Linked DNA regions of Homo sapiens: region 1 is linked to region 2. The links are chromatin contacts, found by Hi-C in ENCODE. All regions are on one chromosome and are shown on one strand. The core of a region is the stretch at or near the end of the contact, and the rest is flanking DNA. Distances in the headings are between cores, read along the strand shown.

Evidence for each region. A loop is a pair of places that touch in the nucleus more often than their neighbours do. Pooled maps may share reads with other maps.
Region 1: a loop to region 2 is called in a pooled map, with 6 times the contacts of the local background. The contact joins the promoter of MSN here to the promoter of AMER1 in region 2. A Hi-C loop is called at or near these places in 7 of 50 pooled maps.

Annotation. Positions count from the first base shown.
Region 1 is chrX:65,666,228-65,668,927 of GRCh38, forward strand. MSN (moesin) reads left to right here and starts at 1,427. Exons shown (of 13, transcript NM_002444.3): 1 at 1,427-1,626. The coding sequence starts at 1,615. RefSeq lists a silencer at 1,119-1,448.
Region 2 is chrX:64,204,299-64,206,998 of GRCh38, forward strand. It overlaps AMER1 (APC membrane recruitment protein 1), which reads right to left and starts at 1,410. Exons shown (of 2, transcript NM_152424.4): 1 at 1,272-1,410. LOC112268307 reads left to right here and starts at 1,648. Exons shown (of 4, transcript XM_047442706.1): 1 at 1,648-1,786; 2 at 2,684-2,700. The coding sequence starts at 1,721. RefSeq lists silencers at 517-576, 1,557-1,656 and an enhancer at 1,787-1,946.

The sequences.
Region 1 (2,700 bases), core at 177-2,676, 1.5 Mb after region 2:
GGCTGGTCTCAAACTCTTGACCTCAAGTGATCTGCAGGTCTTGGCCTCCCAAAGTGGTAGGATTACAGGTGTAAGCCACTGCACATGGTCTCACTTACTATTATTATTATTATTTTTGAGACAGAGTTTCACTCTGTTGCCCTGGCTGGAGTGCACTGGCTCAGTCTTGACTCACTGTAACCTCCGCCTCCCGGGTTCAAGCGATTCTCCCTCCTCAGCCTCCCGAGTAGCTCGGATTACAGGCACGTGCCCGGCTAATTTTTGTAATTTTAGTAGAGACGGGGTTTCACCATGTTGGCCAGGCTGGTCTTGAACTCCTGACCTCAGGTGATCAGCCCGCCTCAGCCTCCCAAAGTGCTGGGATTACAGGAGTGAGCCACTATGCCCGGCTCTCACTTATTTTTTTTGTATAGATATGGGAGGGGGTCTTGATATGCTCCCCAGGCTGGTCTCGAATTCCTGGGCTCAAGCAATCCTCCTGCATCAGCCTCTCAAAGTGTTAAGATTACAGTCATGAGCCACCGCACTCAGCCTAAAACTCAGACTTGACCAGACGACTTCAACAGTCTAGAACACTGCCATCCTGGGATTCTGTGACCTTGACAAGAAGGAGAAAGGGAGCTGGCAGACAAACCCCAAGGGTGTGGACTAGGGAGGTCACATCTAACCTGAGGGAATTATAGCCAGCCCCATCAGGACATCAGAAAGTGAATGTACTGGGAGAGGGGCTAAAGGATCAGGTCACTGATTTGAGGAAGGTGAAGACTGGGATTTAGATGAAGGAAAGATAAATGAGGACTGAGCAAGGATGGGTAGGAAATATGATGGGGAGAGTCCTACGGAAGAGAATGGATGAAGTGTTTTAAGAGGTGAGGCAGTTTAGCCAAAAGAAGAGAAGTTTCCTGTGGACCTGAGATCTTCAGGCCTTTGAGGAGCTGTTAGGGACAACAGGGGATCTGTGTGGCCTCAGGGAGCAGAACTGAGATCCATGGATGGAAGCCATAGAGAAAAGGAGTTCAGACACGGCAAGAACTTTCTAAGAGCCAGAGCTGTCTAGAGAAGGAAAAGATAGGTAGTGAGCTCCCCATCAGTGGAAAGTTGCAGTCAGGGGCTGAGTAAGCATCTGTCAGGGCCCAGGGTCTGGGCCCTGAGTGGGGGTGGGGCTGGAAGGCCAGGACGTGGAAGGCTAGGGGCTGTGACCAGGGTGGGAGAGGAGCCGGGTGGGTCTGGGTGGGGAGTGGTAGCTACCCTAGGTCCGCCCGGGCCCAGCCGGGCCCCCCACGTGGCCGCTGTGGCCTGGCTGCGCCGGGCCTGGCCAGGCGGGGCTGGGCGGGGCAAGGCCAGCGGTCGGCGGGGAGGCGGGCGCGAGGGCGGGGAGCGGCGCGGAAGCCGGGCCACATAAAGGAGCGGGCGGCGCGACAGGGGCGGCTCTTTCCTGGGTGGGGTTTGTGAAGTCGTGGCCCGTTAGCAGGAAGCCTAACAGTCGCCCCGACGCTAGTGAGGGACCCAATCTGAGTCCCCGGCCAGCCGAATCCAAGCCGTGTGTACTGCGTGCTCAGCACTGCCCGACAGTCCTAGCTAAACTTCGCCAACTCCGCTGCCTTTGCCGCCACCATGCCCAAAACGGTGAGTGCCGGAGGTGGGCGCTGTCGACCCCAATGGCTCTGGCTGAGCCTCATAGCCCTTTGCTGATGGCTGAGGGCTTGGCCAGCCACCGGCCCGCCTGGGACGCCGCGCCCTCCGCCATAGCCAAGGGTAGGGAGGGGACCGGAGTGGGATCCTGGTCTGGTGCGCCCTCAGGGGTTGAGGGGGTGTCCAGGCTGGAAGTTTGGACGGGGCGAGGCCTGCCTCTTTCTCAGGTTCCAGTTCCCTGTGTCTGAGATGCAACAGTCAGGACGGCTTCGTTGGGGCCTGGGGTTTCCCCTTTTCCCTGATGGGCCATGGGCACAGAGGAGAGGATTCTGGTCCAGAAGACAACACTTTCCCCAACCCAGGAATTGGCACCTTTCTGGGGCAAGGCTGCCAATGTCCAAGAGGGGACATGGGAACAGAGAAGCAGGGAGAAAGGAGGGAGCCGCTCGGGGCGGATCCGGCACCCCCACTCATCTTTCCCACAGCCTCACCGGGTGGCTCCAGCTGTTTTCCACTAGGAGGTGAGGAGAGAGATGTGAGGAAATCGTCATCGAGGCTGCACCCGAGAGCACCAACACTTATTTAGGCACCAGTCTGAGGAGAGGCCTACCCCATCTCCTGGGAGAGAGGACCGGTTTCTCCCTCCTCTCCACCTCCAAATCCCTGCCCCTCCTATTGCTTAATGCCTCTCTATCTCCTCCTATCCCCTCCGGACTATTTTGTGTGGTGTGGGTTTTCTCGTGGGGCCACACCTTTCTAGAGTGGTGGTTGATTTGGGGATGCGTCTCCACCCCACTGGCTGTTACGAGAGGAACAGAAGCCTCCTGGGAGTGGGGATAGGGGGGCCGGATGCCCAGGAGGGAGAGGGGAGGAGGGGTGTGCCTGACTAATGAGCTCTGCTTGCTTTTGTGCAAGTCATGCCAAATGGCTGCTGAGGCCCTTCCCTTGCTCAGAAAGGCCTGGTGACCACCCTGGCTTGAGTCCCTTAGGCCAAACAGCTTGTTGAGCTGGCCTAGGCAATGCAGTGCTCCCAAACATGTCTCCCCAGGACTGCTTGAGCCTTGTAGA
Region 2 (2,700 bases), core at 160-2,659:
TTTGTGTGTGGAACAAGGCTCGCCTTGACCCCGCGGCCCTTGCCGAAAGCAGCCTGGCCAAACGGAGACCAGCTCTGCGGGGCCAGTCCAGCTGCCGCCTAGGCGCTTGGGCTGTGACGCATGTAGCGGGCACAGCCCCTCACCACCGGGGGAGCCAAGCAAAGTCCAGCGTTCGGGCGGTCACCAGTGTCAGAAGTGTCTCCAGCAGACAATGACAGGGGCCTGGCGGGCTGGGTATGTTAAGTAACTGCGAAGTTGGAGGGTTTGGCCACCTCGCTAGCTCTCCTGTACACAGAGATGGTATGATACGTTCCGTACTACAATGAGGGCTCCTTCGGCCTCTGGCAAGGAAATGCCCCCCAAACACCGTGCCTATTGCTATTTTTAAACGGGAGGCTGGAGAGGAAAACGCGGCCAGTATCCTCCAAGGGAAAAGGAGGTGAGGCGAGGCGAGGCGGGAGACAAAGCGGCCTTGCAGCTCTAACTCAAGGACTAGCTTGCGCCGCTGCTCTAACCCAAGGACCAGCAAGAGCCCGGCTGCCAGCCAGCCTGCCCGACCGCGGGGGCGGGCGCCAGATGCGCCCGGAGGCCCAGGAGGAGGGGCGCGGCTAGTTGGGGCCACAAGGCCAAGGTTCTGAAGGGAAGTGTGCGACTGAGCTCAGCCCACAGGCCCAACTGAGCTCCTCTGGGGAGGGGGCAGTCTGTGGATGTCCCAATCCACGCCAAAGCCGGTCTCCGTCGGGCCCAAGCCAGCACGCCAGCTTGAGTCCGCAGAAAGGAGGGAGAGGCTGGAGATGCACAGGGGAGGGGAGGGGCGGCAGCCAGGCAGCCGGAGAGAGGGGTGAGCGGTACCCGCGTTACACAGCTGTTCCAGCAAATGTGCTACAACAAAGCTGCAGAGCTCCTGGCCTACAAATGCATGGCTTGGGGTGCTGGCTGGCGGCGCCCTTCCCGGGACTGTGCGGCAGCACGTGCGGGCCCATCCCCGCCCCCCCGAAAGCCGGGAGGCTTGGCCCAGGCTAGCCTGCCTTCCTACCCGCCCTCCCCAACCCCCCTCCCCCCAGCCGTGGTCGCTTGTGCCCAGGGGACTCAAGGCCGCTCTGCCTCTCCACCCGACAGTCCGCAAAGCGGGTTCCAAAGGAGAGGGGCGAGCGACCGGGACTCCGACCCGCCTAGTCCTTAGTGCCCTCCTCCAGTCCGTAGGAGCAGAGCACGCGGGAATGCACCCGACCGCGGGCAGGCGGAGGCTCCTGGCTGTACGCAACGCTTACCCAGCCCGGTCAGGTTCCTAGCCCGGTTATTGTCCGCTGAGCCGCCCTGGGCCGGGCTGCAGCCTCGGCTGCCACGGCTGAGAGCGCCGCCACCGCAGCTGCTGCCGCCGTCGCCGCGGCTCCAGTCACCTCCAGCACTGACTCCCCTTCCCCAGGCTTTGGGTAGCTCCCCCATACCCCCTCCCCCAGTACTCCAAGGCCACCGGGTGGGGCATCTGCGTCCTGATTGGCAGGCATATGGCCCAATCGCTATGGTGGGAAGGCGTGCCCCGGCCCGCCCACTGTTTTCCTTGGTGCGTTTCTCTTTAAATGCAAATAAGTGCAGGCGTGGTGTTGGCAGGGGGCGGAGAGGGTGCGGAACCACTGGCTGGGGCTCCCCACTCCCGCCCCCACGCCGGGCTGGTAGTGGCGTGGCTACACCGTGGCCTCAAGGAGCCAGTCCTGCCCGGATGGGGCTCGCCGGATCGGTTTCGGTTTTCACGCACTCCCATTTCTGTGGCCGCTGTGCATTCGCGGTACTGTGCCCTGGCCGCCACCAGGACGTTTATTCCTGAGCTAGAGGCCGGCGGGGAGTAACGAGGCAGAGAGGTTGAGGAATCTGGGAAGACTGCAGAAACCTAAGGGCCGGCCTATCCTTAGTCGTAGAGACAAGGCCCTGCGGATCGCGCCGCCAGGCCACCCAGAGGAGGGACTCACCTGCCAGGAAAGCTAGCTGCAGCGCCTGCGCCCTAACTTCGTCCGCCTCTCTGGCACACCAGTGCCCTTAGAGACCATAGAGGCCAACTTCCACCCGTTACCGACGGGCCCTCTGCTGCCCAGAGTGGGGAAAGTCCCTCCCCACAGTTACCCAGCCTGCCGGCGACAAGGGCCAATTTGGAATCCAGAGCCCCGGGCTCCCTTTCCAGGATTGCTTTCACTTTTCTTCTCTGAGATGATACCTGTTTCCATAGTTTGACCCTCACCCAAATTTCGCACCTTCTATGGAATGTGGAGGGAATCCCCAAGGTCTCCAGAGTCCCCCTTCCCCCATCCTTTGTGAGCCTGGCTTTCGGCAGGCCTTTTTCCTTGAAAAGTCTAAATATTGAGAGGAAAATCTTGTCTGGGCCCAAACCGGAGGTCAGGCTGAGGACAAAGTGAGGAGGCCTGTACCAGCCTTGTCTGCTACTGTGTGTGGGATGTGGCAGGGAGCCCGGCGAACTTGGGTCTCTAGCCTAAGGACATTAAGTGGCATCAGTGGCTGCCAGGGCCAGGTGAGCTGAGGCAGCAAAGAATCTAGTTCCACCACTAGTTCAAGAATATCCAGAAGGCCCAGCCCTAAAACTCTGTGTGTGTCTAAAAAGGGAGGTGGGTGGATTAAAGCTGAGGATAGAGAGAAGGATTAGAGAACAATGCGTGCTATTTTTGCATTGCAGGAGTGTTCTCTGCTGCT